Linked DNA regions of Homo sapiens: all the other regions are linked to region 3. Evidence: chromatin loops called from intact Hi-C (ENCODE). Cell type or tissue: PC-3. All regions are shown on one strand. Region 1 has its middle 11 kb from the start of LINC03050. Region 2 overlaps LOC105369167 (a long non-coding RNA gene). Region 3 has its middle 60 kb from the start of LINC03050.

Evidence for each region. Hi-C counts contacts between places; a loop is a spot of excess contacts. Peaks named below come from ENCODE experiments on the same cell type or tissue, not always from the same donor. Only the 100,000 strongest peaks of a DNase experiment are listed, where the experiment ranks them.
Region 1: it touches region 3 in a loop (11-fold over the local background); 1 of 110 quality-filtered maps calls a loop at or near these places.
Region 2: it touches region 3 in a loop (4-fold over the local background); 1 of 110 quality-filtered maps calls a loop at or near these places.

Annotation. Positions count from the first base shown.
Region 1 is chr2:65,610,550-65,615,549 of GRCh38, reverse strand. No RefSeq gene overlaps it. Among named protein-coding and RNA genes, the nearest start is that of LINC03050, 11 kb to the right of the region's middle. In PC-3, no CTCF peak of the experiment used is centred here; a DNase peak (open chromatin) is centred at 2,699; H3K27ac peaks cover 1,441 bases.
Region 2 is chr2:65,727,066-65,732,065 of GRCh38, reverse strand. All of the region lies in intron 2 of LOC105369167 (a long non-coding RNA gene), which reads right to left. Among named protein-coding and RNA genes, the nearest start is that of LINC02934, 61 kb to the left of the region's middle. In PC-3, no CTCF peak of the experiment used is centred here; DNase peaks (open chromatin) are centred at 1,695 and 3,055; H3K27ac peaks cover 2,074 bases.
Region 3 is chr2:65,660,319-65,665,318 of GRCh38, reverse strand. No RefSeq gene overlaps it. Among named protein-coding and RNA genes, the nearest start is that of LINC03050, 60 kb to the right of the region's middle. RefSeq lists an enhancer at 1,690-2,889. In PC-3, no CTCF peak of the experiment used is centred here; a DNase peak (open chromatin) is centred at 2,398; H3K4me3 peaks cover 1,986 bases; H3K27ac peaks cover 1,939 bases.

The DNA of each region.
Region 1 (5,000 bases), 50 kb after region 3:
GGCTGAGGCGGAAGGATCACTTGAGCCCAGGAAGTTGAGACTGCAGTGAGCTGTGAGTACACCATTGCTCTCCAGCCTGGGCAATAAAGTGAGAACCTGTCTCAAAAAATATATATAAAAAAGGGAAATCACTTAAATAGCTATCAATAGAAGTTTGGTTAAAGATGAGATTTTCCTAGAATGGAATACCTAGCAGTAGTTTAAAAGAATAAGGTGGATTTGTATGTAGTAACATAAAAGATGTCCAAGATATAATACGTGCAAAAATGTCGCAAAACTGTATGAATAATATGAACCCACGTTTTCTGTGCCTGTACATGCAAAACTAATGTCTGAATAGAAATATAAGAAATTGCTAAAAAGGAGTTACATCAACTGAGTGAAAAAAAGGAGAGAAGAGGAGAGAGGATATTTACTTTTCATATCTTCAACTTTTTTTTTTTTTACAATGGCATGCGTTACTGTTGAAATCACAAACTAATAAAAAATAGTTGAAGTTTTAAAATTAAAATTCAAGTATTTTAATATTTGCCAAGACTCTTTTAAAGATCCAGAGAAGTACTTATAATGTAGCATAAAAGGAAAATCCAGATCATGTAATTATAAAGTATGCTCTAAATTATTTTAAAATTTATATGTAAATATGTACATGTAATAAAATGCTGGCAGGAAACTTACCAAAATGTTCATGGTAATTAATTCTAGTACTAATGTTTTAACATCTTTTTTTATTTACTCATTTATATTTTTTCAAGTTTTCCAAAATTAATATATAATCAGAAAAATAATTTACTGAGCAATTCAGAATTTGCTTAGCAAATTATTATATGTCCTACACTAGACTAGGAATCAAGGGCAGAGAAAATGTGGGACATAACTGCTTTCCTCAAGCAATTTACAGTTTCACAGATGAATCTGTACCTATGGCTAAAACATTTGTACATATAGAATCCGTACATGTTGCGATCAACAGAGAACAACAATGAGCCAAGTGATAAGCTGAATCTTATCAAAGGTCAAAATGTATGAAAGAGACAGTGTGATTAATGGGACAACAGAAAGGGAAAAAGAAACACATGTCCCAATTATTAGCACCTCCGTAACCAGACAACCAGGGAAACAGCCTTGGGAAATAACATTAGAACTGTCTTCCAATGACAGAGTCAGAACTATACACAAGCTTGATTCTGGGCATTAAGAGGCTCACTTCCTCAAAACAATGCCTTTGCCACACACTGATATCTAAAATTTTACTTTAAAGATTTATCTCCTTTTTTCATACTCTCTATCACTCTTAAAAAGCAAATGGATCTCGAAGTGCCAACACTTGACACTGGATAGGACCCCTCCAGGCTTCTGGTGCCCATGACAGACATCACTAGTCAATCTCCGCACTTCCTTGTGAAAGAATCTCAGAATCTTTCTCAGCACAACACTGCAAGCAGCTACAACCCACTGAGCAAAGCTAGGATCTGAGTAGAACACTATTTGCCATCCCTTATTAAAGTGATTGTAATAATAAACTCACATTTGAATAGGAGCTGAGAATTTACAAAGCTCTGTCACATCCATTATCTCATTTGAGCTGGTGTTGTTTTCTTTATGCCAAAATTGAGGATTTAAGAGTATCTGCAAATTGTTCAATGGCCGCTCTTAAGAGGTAGGCCCCAGATTCTAATGGGAAACACAATCTTTGTTCCAAGTCCACTTCTCTTCCTTCTCTTCCTCTTAAACATCAGTCTAAAAGAGTTGAGCCTATGCTATTCTGAGAGCCAGTTTGGGGAGGGGAGAGCATGAGGATCTTAGGAAGCACTGGGTCTCGGGAAAGAGCATCCCTGAAAAATGCAGGACACCAGAACCCAGAGACTATGGGCACAGGACATCATAATTTTGCAAAAAGCTAGTTCTTTCCCCTGAAGAGAGCAGTAAATATATTCAGGTTCCCACCTACAACTGTTATCTCACTGGAGTTCAACCAAGAACCCCATTAAGTTCAAGAACAATTCCAACCATATGAAAATCTGACAGGTACTAAGATGCACAGATAAGTTTCCGTGCCTTGGGCTCTGCGGCCTCATTCTTGCCAGTTTCCCTACAGCCTGCTGTCTGTTCTCTAGGTTGGGGAAGACCAGAGCCAGCCTGATGGTCCTCCCAAGGTCTCCCCCAAGTTCCAAACACCCAGTGGAAAATGCACAATCTACCAAGTCATTTTCTCCTTTGGTGCTTCAAACGTGACTCTCAGATTCCCCTGGGCAGCTCCATGATCATCTGAAGCTCCTCTCATCCAGCTCCATTTGGAGGCACATGAAGGTTAACTTCCATAAGCAAGAGGTCTGCCTTGCACAGACCTTGTGTGCACACGCGTTTGTGTGTGTGTGTGTGTGTGTGTGTGTGTGTGTGTGTCCAGGGACACCCATGAACTCACCCTCCAATCCAATCCAATATTAAAAGTGCAACAGTCCTAAAAGGGTTTTTTAAACACCAGAATTAGATAGCGTGTTGAATTTGAGGTTAACATATGGATTTTTGACTTTAAAAGGCTAGATTTTCACAACAAACACACGTTGCTATAGAGACGGCATAAGCCTATGTAAACTTCAGGCATTCATATTCATAGAAACTCCTGAAGCAAGACCAAATGTTGGCCCCAACATTCCTGCTCTTGCCAACTTCCAAAGAGTGCACAAATTATGCCAAAAATAAATGGGTGTGACTAATATAAGCTTAGAACATTTTTCAAAAATTTACCTTAAGGGCAACATTTGTTGATCTAGGAGCTGGGTGTGTAAAGCCTACTTCCCCCTTCCATAAATCCATCTGTTTTATTTACACTTCCTAAAAGACCTGCATGCACATTTTTTCCATAAATTGTACAACTGCTAGTAATCACGTATCATCTCAATCTGCGCCCCAGTTCTATTTTAACACTATGTCTCTTCCTTTTTGTTTGTGTTCCATTAAGCACATACTAGAGGCAAAGCAGTCAAGACTTAACCCTTCCATTCCCAAATACACACTCCAGGGCTGCCGAATTGGCCACAAGCTTTTACATAGGCGACAATTCCCAGGTCTACAAGCCTGGGGTAAATCCTATTACAAAAGCTCAGAGATGTCAAATTGGTTTCTGCTACTGACCTTCTTTCTCGCGACCCCTGCCCCAACCCTCCAGGCCCCAATCCCAAATCCCTCATTTCTCCCACACCAAGGTCAACCTGTATGACGACTGAGCTCTGCCCTGAATTTGCTCTATCCTGTGGTGGATACTTGCTGCTAATTACTGTAGTCACACTTCTTAATTCAACAAGCGCCAGGCGGCTGCCCGCCATCTCCCCAGTGGGATGGGTCGCTAGCTATCTCACGCAGGTCACTAAGTCGGCATTTATTTCCTGATAGGAGATGGCGTTACAAGGTAGCTGTTCCAACATGAATGGTAATCAACAATAATTAAAAGTGATACACCTATTCTGACTCATATGATAGTGTTAAAAAAAAAAATCCAAAAAGGGTGGTGGAAGGAAGGGGGAGAAAGAAAGAGAAAATAAACTACTTAGCCAAAGCCAATAGGTTTTTCATTTCAACTTAGAATTTCTGGAAAATGCTTGCTTCTGTTTCCTTTTAATTCATGCAGAAGGAGTACTTCCACACTGCAACCACAGTGAAAAGCAGTGAATTGGGCTTTTCCATAAGGGAAAGAAAAGCCAAATGAATCCCTTTACCTTGGCACTGGGGAGAACAGCAGAGCAGGGGTCAGGCCACACTCAAAATCTCCCTGTCCTTGGAGGCCATCGTGACTATCTCATGGGTGATGCCAACTTCCAATCTTAGAAACTGAAAAGATCAACTGCAACCAACTCTCGAGCATCCAGAAGTGGTTTAGCCTGAGCTGCATAAATGACTGTGGCCCACTCAGATTCTCAGCCCCCATCTTAGTCCTCCTCTGGAGAACACAGGCAGCCCAGGCCCATGCTATTACTCACCAGGCCCTACTGGGTAAATGGGCACTCCAGTCATCCCATGGGCCTCTATGCAGGGATCCTGTGCACACAGGGCAGCTTTACTTCAGCTGTGATTAGGATTATCTACGATCTACACTCTCATGCCATCCCCCCACCTTCTGCCACCCCCATCTTAAAATGGGTCCCCCAGAATCAGATCTGGAGACTACAATTCACTTGTCAGTTATATATCAATAAAGTGCTCCCAGGAGAAAACGGAAAGGGGATGAGGGGAACAGAACAGAAATGGGGAAAAAGCCAAGCACAGGTGAGATTCCGGCCCAGCCTCTGCCAGATTCCAAAGCATAAATGGGCCCACATTGAAGCAAGGCCACTGACCTTTGTCACTCCCATATTCGGTTCTCCGCTACTGGCCGCCTCAGAGCGAATGTAAACCCCCAGGCACTTCTGGCTCTCTGTACCTTTCCCCAAGCAGCTCCAGGGGCCCATGGGCATCCTCCAAAGAAGGCCACTGGGGCCAGTGTGGAGGCAAAGGGAAGTGAGGCTGGATGATGGGCACTCAGAAGGAATCCCAGGAACACCGACCTGTCTATTGCACCCCCAGGGAAGAGAACACTGTAGTATTTTAACATTAATTTCATAAAACAATTCTTAATATTAAAATCTTAAAGAAGCAGGCATGAATGGGGGAGAGAAAAATAATCCCATCACCGATTGTACCTACTATGCAGGAAAACACCGAAATGTAAAGTCTGCTTATCGACTGTCACACCTGGACCAGGAAATAAGAATGTGAGACCTAGACACCTGTGTATTCCAGTGTTCTGTCCTGAAGCACCTATGGAACTTCAAAGTGCCACTTGATCACCTCCCCTCATGACCAGCATGCAAGCATGACTATCCAGCTCCCACAGCATGGCAGAATTTTAAGGGACTGCCTCCCATGCCCAAGATACCCTCCTGCCTTCTGACTCCTGTGTGGACTACATCTTGCCTACTTTGGCCAGCTCAGGGAAGACAGACAAATGGAGGGTAGGAATTGCA
Region 2 (5,000 bases), 67 kb before region 3:
TTTAAAGGACTTGAGAGCAAAGAGTTTTCAAGAACCCAAGAGAATTTTGTAAGATATATATAGGTACAAATATAGATTCTAACTACTAGTGATACAGGAGTTAAGAAGAAATTACTTAGGCAGATAGTCCAGAAGTCCTTGGTAACGTTTTTCTTTTAATGAAAAGCTGCCCCAAATCATTTTCTAACAAAGAGCAGCCTGTGAAGTTGAGCTGCAGACATAGACAAGCACGCTGGGAGCTTTCACGGTGAATGCCGGCAGGAAAGAACTACCTGGGACTAGACATGGCAGCTAGAAAATGGCGGCTCCATCTTCCCTTCTTGGCCAGCCACGTGTACATTAAGGAGCAGACAAAATGAAGCCGCCAGCCAAGGGGAATGTTCATTTGCATAGTAAGATTAGGGTGGGGTGACCAGCCTTACCCACATGCTTTGTAAACGTCACACCTGATTGAACCAATGTGTGAGCCCCACATAAATCAGACGACGCCTCCTCAAGCCGGACTATAAAACCTGGCTCATCTGCCGCCAGCTGGCCTTTTCCTCTCAGAAGTCTCCTCTCTGTCACTCTAGAGAGCGAGCTGTTTTCCTTTCCTTTTCTTTCGCCTATTAAATCTCCGTTCCTAAACTCCTCATGTGGGTCCGTGTCCTAAATTTTCTTGGCATGAGATGACGAACCCCAGGTATTTACCCAGACAATGTAGCCTCTTCACTAGGAAGCTAGATGGAGATAACTTAAAAAGCTTTGTTAGTGTGCCCTTTTCTAAGTTTAGTTTGAGCAACTTGAAATCACACAGGAATCTCCTTGAAAAATAGTTTGCAATTCAATTTCACCAATTCAGACTGATTTTCCATTTCAATTAGTCCAGAGGAAAGAGGCTTTGCCCAAATGTAGAGGATTTCCCCCATCTAACACCTTCTCCGGTTGAACCTTGTAAAGATATTGCTAAGAGGAATGCTTGATCAAATGCTTAAGCATTAACCATGTGCAAGGAAAGCCACTAAATGAATGAACCTTCTGTGAATTAAATTGATTTTCTAGAAAATGAAAACAAAATTGAATCCAAGAATAAGCTATCTTAAAATCACATTGAGTAAAAACATAAAATATTTTTTCACCAGAGCTGTAAAAATTAAATTAGCTAAAAGAGGAAATAAATGCTTTTGTGTTCCAAGGAATTCCATTTATTAGGACAATAGGTACCTATGAAGGAACCAGAACTCTAAAAAGAACTGTAATTGTTTCTCAGGATGATGCTTTGTGATGTGAAAGCAAAGCCTGCTGGAAGAGGGGCATCATAGTTGGTGGCTGCTCACAACTGGACAGAAAGAAGGGGGAAGCTACCTAGATGTTCAGAGGGACTGCCGAATGGGAGCTGGCTCCTTGCTGGGACAGGGATGGACAGTGTGTTTCCCCTTCCTCTGTCATCCCTCCCAAAGTATCACCAATCTTTCCTTGGGTTCAGTTTGCTTCTATACATTTCTGCTTCTCATAGGGGCTCGTCCAATAAGCTGTTCTGGGCTCAGCAGCCTTTGTCTGTGGATTGAGCCATATCATGCCATGAAACCTGCAGAAAAAAATGTTGTGTCCAGATTCTTGTTTTATTAGCCAGGTAAATACACTCACTGCTATAACAAACAGGTTCAGATTTCAAAAGCTTGACACAATTTTAAAGTCTAGGTCCCTCTCTTCCAAGCGGTGACTCAGAGATTTGGGCTCGTTCTATCTTAAAATGCTACCATATCCAGCCAATTGAATGAAAGGGAGAGAAGGAGCTCATGGAAGGTTGTGCATTGAGTTTATGACAAGCCTGAAAAGTGGCACACATCATTTCTGCTCACATTCCAGAACTCAGTTATGTGGTTCATCTAGATGCATAGGGAGCTGGGAAACATAGCTTTGCTTTGTGCACAGGAAGGACAAAAGAACTGTATATTGGTGAATTGTAGCAATTTCTACCACCCTGGCTCTGCCCATCAATTCAGAAAACATTTGGTAATGTATTTTCTATGTCAGACACTCTGTCAAGGACTAGAGTAAATGGTGAGCAGTACATTGCCCTTGAGTAATCACAGTCTAACGAGAGAGAAGAATGGGTAAATTAACAATTATTATATACCATGATAAATGTTATAACAGAGACATTTGCTGAGTGCTGAAGGCACCCAGAAAAGAAGCAAGTTTAGGGAAGTTTCAGTTACATTTGAACTGAGTCTTGAAGTAGAGTGATCATAGCTGATGTTTTTTAATCACTTTCCACTCACCAGGCACTATTCTAAGCACTTTTCATGTATTAACTCACTTAATCATCACAACAACTCTAACAGGAAGGTGTTATTATTATATCCACAGATGAGGAAACTGAGGCATAGTGAAGTTAAGTCCCTTGCTCAGGGTCTCATTCTTTGCTAATGACAGAGACGAGATTTGGACCTAGACAGTCTATCTCCTAAAACCACTCTTTCAACCAACAACACTATACAGAGAAGCAATAGACGTTCACCAGAGAGGAAGGTGGGGGCCCTCTCTGCTTATGTAGGGCCTGTGTCAGCATGTCTAGAACAATGACATCAGAAAAGTACTTCCTGGTGTTGAGAAGCATGCCCTGGTAAGGTCTCACCACACCCTTACCGCCTGTGCCATGCAGCTATGGGTTTCACAAACAGAGTGAGGGATGACCCTTGCAAGGCAGGGAGGATGCCAGGACGTTAGGCAGATGGGCCAGACTGGAATAAGGAACCCGGATGTTAATAGTAGATAATCCTACTAAGGCATGGCCAGTGGCCAAGGAAGGTAACCAAAGAGGCTGATTTATTTTTACAAATGTATTAAGATATTATTAGGTTCAATATAAATTAATCTCATGCTGAATATTAATAACATCAGACTCTGGCCATTCCCGATTCCATGCTGACCATACACACTCGCTTCCTATGTGTGGTAAAGGCTTCTAGTGCTCACCTATACCCTTCTCTCCTCCTGTCACTCAGGAAGTCTCCACTCCCCAGGTCTCTTGCAGTTAGGTATGACTATGTGACTAGTCATAGCCAGTGAAATGTATGCAGAAGTCATATGAGTTTCTCCTGGGCCACAGCATAAGGAAGTGACCTCTAGTCCTTTGCCTTGGCAACCCTGGAGGCCACCTGTTGAGATGGCAGCATAACAAGACAGAGGGAGTGCTGCCCAGAGAATCGCCTAACCCATATAGGACTTTATGCAAGCAAGAAATAAGCCTTTGTTGCCTTCACTCCCTAAGATTTCTGAGTTTATTTATTAATGCAGCACTACCTGGTGAGTGTATTAATATATTATATTTCAAGCCTATGCCCATCACTGGTTTTGCTTTTACTTCTGCTTTGACACTGGAACTCATGCCAAACTCCTTTCATTATTCAGCCAAGATTGCGTCTGTTAAATCTAATCCAGTAGTATGCAGATACAGTGACTTCTTAAGTTGTTTATTAATGTTCACATTTCTTTTTTTTTTCTTTCTTTTTTTGAGAAGAAGTCTCACTCCACTGCCCAGGCTGGAGTACAGTGGTGCGATCTCAGCTCACTTCAACCTCCACCTTCCAGGTTCAAGCAATTCTCCTGCCTCAGCCTCCCAAGTAGCTGGGATACAGGCATGTACCACCATGCCCAGCTAAATTGTTTTTGTTATTTTTAGTGGAAACAGGGTTTTACCATGTTGGCCAGGCTGGTCTCAAACTCCTGACCTCAAATGATCCAGCCACCTCGGCCTCCCAAAGTGCTGGGATTACAGGTGTGAGCCACCGTGCCCAGCCAATGTTCACATTTTTCAATGAAGCTAGAAACAAAACTCCTTGACTACCACTTGGAATGTCACTGTCTGAGTTTGATGTCATAATGGCCACAGAGTCTGAGCTATCTTCTAACACATCCCCTGCTCTAAGTGGAAATTTAACAAGATGAACTTTCCAGTAATGAGGCTTGACAGCGCTGCCACCACCAGAAGCGGAAGCAGTCAGGTCAGAAGGAAGGCTGCTAACTTCCTCACAGAAGTGTTGATTAGGCTTTGCGCTACTAGCCTGCTCATGGAGGGAGCCTCATCAGTCCTCTTCTGAACACTGTGAATCCTTCCTTATCCTCCCTTCCCCCCTGCCCCCACACACACACACAAATTCACACTTAAGATATTACCAAATTGCAACATCTAACATTTCTCAAAGAAGCTATTTCCAATGCAGGTGTGCCCCCACATTATGAGAAAAGTACATTCAAGAAGTGTCATATATAAATCCAGTCAGTGGAGAATGATATCATTTGGTAAATTCCCATTTGTTTTGTGTGTTTCCTTAAAGAGAGATGTACACACATCTATAATTCCAGCTTCAACTTAACGACTTTCAGACAAAACACAGGGGAAAATATTAATTACAGGAAAGTGTCTTTTAATCTCTAGTACCAGTAGGGTAGTCAGACACCAGTCATAGGCATACAGAAAAATATGCTTCCTGTCATCATGGTTACTTTCAGAAACACACACTGAAGATTAGCACCAAAACAGGAACTCAGAGACAACCAGGCTCAAAAACAAACAAAATGCAGAAATTATGTAATTGCCTAAAAGCCATGAAGTCACTTAGCTAAATATTTTAAGGAATAGCATTACCTAAAATAATAATCATCCTCACTTGACTAATAACATTTCATTTTCAGGGCATAAACAAACCCCAGTTTCAAATGATTAGTAGTCCAAGTCAGATGCCTTGAAATCCATCCCAGCCCTCATTTCCACTCATACTGTTTCCACCCATTCCTTCACCCTACCCATTCCCAGAGCTTCCATCTTAGATTTTGATGATGCTAGCTGGAGGTATAGATTCAGATTACCACATAATTATTATTGTACTATATTATCTTCTAGGTGATATTTTTATATTTGCTTTTATTTTAATAAAGAGAAATTAAAGCATTTATATATAGTCTCTAATATTTATAATTATCTAGATATATAAATAAATATACATTAACTGGCT
Region 3 (5,000 bases):
GATTTATCTGGAATTGCACATTCCATTTCTGTGGTTCTCAACCCTGTCTATCCATCTGGAATTCCTGGGAAGCTTTAAAAATACTGATGTCTGGGCTTCATCCTCAAAGATTTTTTTTTCCAATCACCAAAGATTCTTATTTCACTGGTCTTGGCGGTAGCCTAGGCATCAATATTTTTTAAGAGCTGCCCGGGCAATTCTGATGGGCCACCTGGGTTGAAAACCACTGTGATAATATTGAATTACAAACATTTTTGCAAACAAAAGATCCTGGAGTAGCCAGAAAAGTGATGGAACTTTCTCTAGATCTGACCCAGGGAATGGAGAGCTAACCCCACAGCCCAGGCTTAGAAGGAAAGGATGACAACATTTTACAACTGCATCTGCAGAAGTCCTCACTTTCAATCTAACAGTTATATAAATCCTACCTCTGCAAAATCAGAAGCCTCTTCTGGGCAAAGGCCATGACAGGATTCTATGGAGTCTGCACACTGCACCGCACTTGCTACACCCATGGCAAGAGCTTAGTATATGCTTGTTGTCCTGTTGTTAACCTCTGACCTCCATGCTGGGATAAATCAAAGTGTCCTTTCTGATGCACTAAAGGCAAACTAAGGTGACTCCAAGAGAGCCTTAAACTATATCTTGGAACTAATGAAGAAGATTAAAAAATGCATAAGATATAGTTATTATTATGAAGTGGCTAGAAATCTTCTATCAACCTATGACCAAATTCCATGGCCCAGATTATGACTTCTATATTGAAATTGTCCCACATTTAAGCAAATTGTTGTCTCATTAACCTAAGGAAAGGTCTTCCAGAAGGCTAAAATCACCAACATTGCATTGCAGATTTAAGGAGTAGGCTTTGGTGTCTAGGAATGCTTGAAACCTACCCAGTTTAGTGAAGCTGATCCAGTTGATTAAGCCAGAACATACCCCTCCATCTCTGTCTCATTCCCACATCTCCTAACCTGAGGTAGAGGGCAGTCTCACTGTTCACACCATCACCACAACCACCATCCTCAGTCATGGGGAATCCCGCCCCACTAAAAAAGTCAAGGCACAATGACAGAATGCAGGAAAAAGCCAAGAACTTGCAAAACCACCAGCTGACCTCCAGGAACAGCTTTAGTCAGCCAACCCAAAAATGTCACATCCCAAAGTAGAGGCCTCCAGCATCAGGATTCCACCAGAGATGCTTCTCGAAATGTTCTTGATTCCCCCAAGCCCATGTTTATTGTACAACTCCATCAAACAGGCAGGGGCTGATTGCCTAATGCATCGTACGCCAAGACTCGACACTTGAGAAATCACCTTTTCCTGTGGGTGGATCCTGAAGCTTGGTATCAAGAGAGCCTCCTTTCCATAACCTACAAAGAAAAAGCAAATACTGTGAAGCACGTGCTAGTATGAGAATGGGCCTTCTCCATCACTACCTGTTGTCTTTTGTCTGATTCAAGGACTTTTTTTTAACCTAGAAATAAAATGCATTCCACCATGAGACCGAACCCAGAGAGAAGTCTGCTTAAACCACATTTGATGAAAAGAGGTTTTCAATCCCAATATATTTTTCTAGACTTTTTCCAGCAGAGAGAAGCCCCCACATGAAAGATAAGTTCAACCAGAGATGAAGTCCCTTGTTCATTCAGACACGAAAAGCTTCACCCTGTTGCCCTCCCCTGCAACATTATGTTGCAGGAAGGTCAGTTACCTTCCAGAGGGATCCATTTAAAAAGTTCTCCCCGATACTGGCAGTGCTGTTTGCAACGTCCATATTTTACCCTTTAGAAGCCCCACTTGCCATGCATTCTATCCTGGGTAGTTCCAACAGCACCAAGCCATGAGCCCCCATCTTCAGTTTTAATCAGGCATTAAACACTGGAACATTAGACAAGCGAAGCATTTGATGATGACGATAACGAGTGGCCCATTAAAGGTAATTTTTTTTAAGTTAATGAGTTCTCCCCAAAGAACAGAGCCACGTACTGTACTGAAAAATGTCTGTAGGACGTACTACGCTTTCTCGTTATTTATTTAACTTTATGTGGATGCCATAAAATTTCTTTATTTGCTTTCAGTTAGCCCATAGGTTTTGACAAGATAAATTTTTATTTAGGTCTTTGCCCAGCTACAATCAAAAACAGGAGACTCACTTTCCAAAGCCAGGCTGATAGATGGATTAATCAAAGTACTCCCCACCCTCCTTTCCTTCCAGCAACCACAGGGATCCACAGACGGAGTTTTTCCTTAATTAAAGAAACTCAGCAACAAGATGATTTATCGATGATGAATCTGGCAGGCCTTTTCATTGTGCGGTTAATTTTGGCCACTGTTTGAAATTTACCAACATAAATAAAGCCTCTCCATGACTAAACAAAGTTAAAGTAGCAATAAATTGAGCCTCCCATGTACTCTGGGCTAGATCTGAAGTCAACATAAATACCAGAATGCCTTGGCTGTGACACGCTTGATACGATGACATCATGCACTTCCAAACAGATACAGCCCAGCCCAAGCCAAAATGAAAACCTAATACAATTCCCCTAAATGAATCAAATTGCAGCGGTCTAGACTCGGCTGCACCAAGTATTCAACTTCCTTGTTCTCCGCTGTCAAGCAGTCGCATTAAAAAATAATCTATACGCTGTTCTAAATTTTGCTTTTTCTGCATGATTAAATTTTGGCAGGAGTAAATCTCTGTTATTCTCACTCCCCAGGAATGTTTGGAAAGTTACTAAAAATTCAGGATTTATCAGCTTAAGGTCCACCTGCTGTGACGGGATCCTGCAGCCAGCCTGCCGCTACCCTCAGCGGGACACAGGACACTGAGTGTTCATACAGGAAGAGGGTGAAACTCTGCTCACTTCACAGAATGGCTCAATGCTGGCTTCTCTCCCAAGGGACTTGCTCTGCCCACATCTAGCAACAGGCTGTCATGAAAGCCTTCATGAAACAAGAAAGTCAGCTAAACAGGGGCTCAACGCCCCCCAGCCCTGTTACTACTAAGAGATGAAAGGGGGAAGAAACCTTTCAGAACGCACATGCAGGACAGCGAATTAAAAATGGAGAAAATCTAATAACTAATTGGTGAAACCATAAAAGCTGCCATAAAAGACATTTTCCTTAAACTACTTTACACAGGGCTGTATAATTTTATGTCACTTTTTATTTATGTTGCCGTAATGAAAGCTGCTCTGGGAGCTGAGGAGCTTGGGAAGAAAGAAATTGAACTACTTTTAAAAAGGAGGGGAGAAGTCCAATTATAGGGCTTCGAACAAGATTCCTTTTGAAATATAGCTGGACTGGGGAGGAGAACCTATTTACTTCCAAAAGCCTCTGAGCAAAAATGTTTGCAATGAATAACTTTCTTCCACCACTATTTTCTCTACCCCGAAGGACTTAATTACTTAACATTCATAAAGTGGGTTTGATAGTATTTCACAAAACAAGGGCTGGGCACAGCGGCTCATGCCTGTAATCCCAGCACTTTGGGAGGCCAAGGCAGGCAGATCACTTGAGGTCAGGAATTTGAAACCAGCCTGGCCAACATGGCCAAACCCCATATCCATTAAAAATACAAAAATTAGCTGAGCGTGGTGGTGCACGCCTGTAGTCCCAGATACTCAGGAGGCTGAGGCAGAAGAATTGCTTAAACCCGGGAGGTGGAGCCTGCAGTGAGCCAAGATCGTGCCGCTCTACTCCAGCATGGGTGACAGAGTGAGACCTTGTCTCAAAAAAATAAAATAAATTAAATTAAATAAAGATAGTATTTCACAAAACTAGGATGTGAGCTAGGTAGACCAATGCTATTTAGACTCATCTGTGAAACCAGGCTTTTCTTGTGTCTAATAGATAAAGAAGCAAGCTTTGAGCACCTAGAGGGATTCTTATAAAAATGAACTCCATTTTGGCAAGATATTGATGAATTTACAAAGCTCCATAGGACATTACAATGCCATATTGAAGGATTCTAGATAGGTACTGTTTATTATGACCCAGCAGATCAGACAAGTTCTTTTCCCTTATTTGTATATGATGATTCAGGGAATGTTACACCATTGAGAAAAACAGAATAAGGTGCAATACAGAAAACCTTGAATAAATTATAAATAAGAGAAATTTAAAATAGTATATGTTCCCATAGAGAGGCATGAGGGGGCTTTTGGGGTGCTGATGATGTTCTATTTCTTAATCTGGGGCCAGTTGCTACAATGTATTGAGTTCATTAAAATTCACTGTATGCTTATTATATGTGCTGTCTTATCTATATGTACATTATATTTTAATAAAAAGCTTTTTAAAGTGGCATATGTTCAGATGAATCCCTTTAAAAAGCTGCAGAGTGAGTAACATGCATACAAAAACACAGAAGTGCTCTATGATTTTCCCAGAGAAAACATAGATCACCCGTTAAAATGCAGGGGCCCTCTGAACTCTGGCTAACTTTCAAAGCAAGATGAGGTTGTTTTTAGAAACAATTTCCCATCTATTAACAATGAAATCCAATTCAGCTTCGAATATTAGAAAGTGAAACATATATACAACTCCGAGGGACTGTTGAAGTATCAAACAGATAGGGCATTATTTAGGGAGGCTCAACAGTCAAGGCCACTTTACACCATTACGGACCAGACTAAACAAACCTGACCCGCAGGGTGACCCTCCCAGGATCCCAAAAGATTGGAAACTCCGAAAAGGCAGCCCTGACCAGACTTTACAGCCTGATAATGGCATGCAAACAACACTCCATCTCTGTCACGCAGCCAAAGGTTGGTGTTGTATATGAGAGCAATTTCCTCAAGAATTCAGAGAAAAATGTGATACTTTCCCTTTTATGTATGGGGCTCATAACAGCAAGTGTATTTACTCATCGGGGACACCCAAACCTCCTGATGAATGCCCCATCAAATCATTCAACCCAATCAGTGGGTGGTGGCAGGGATGTCAGATGCAGGAGGAGGGGAGAGCCCACTCGTGCAGATCAGGAAAAGCCTCAT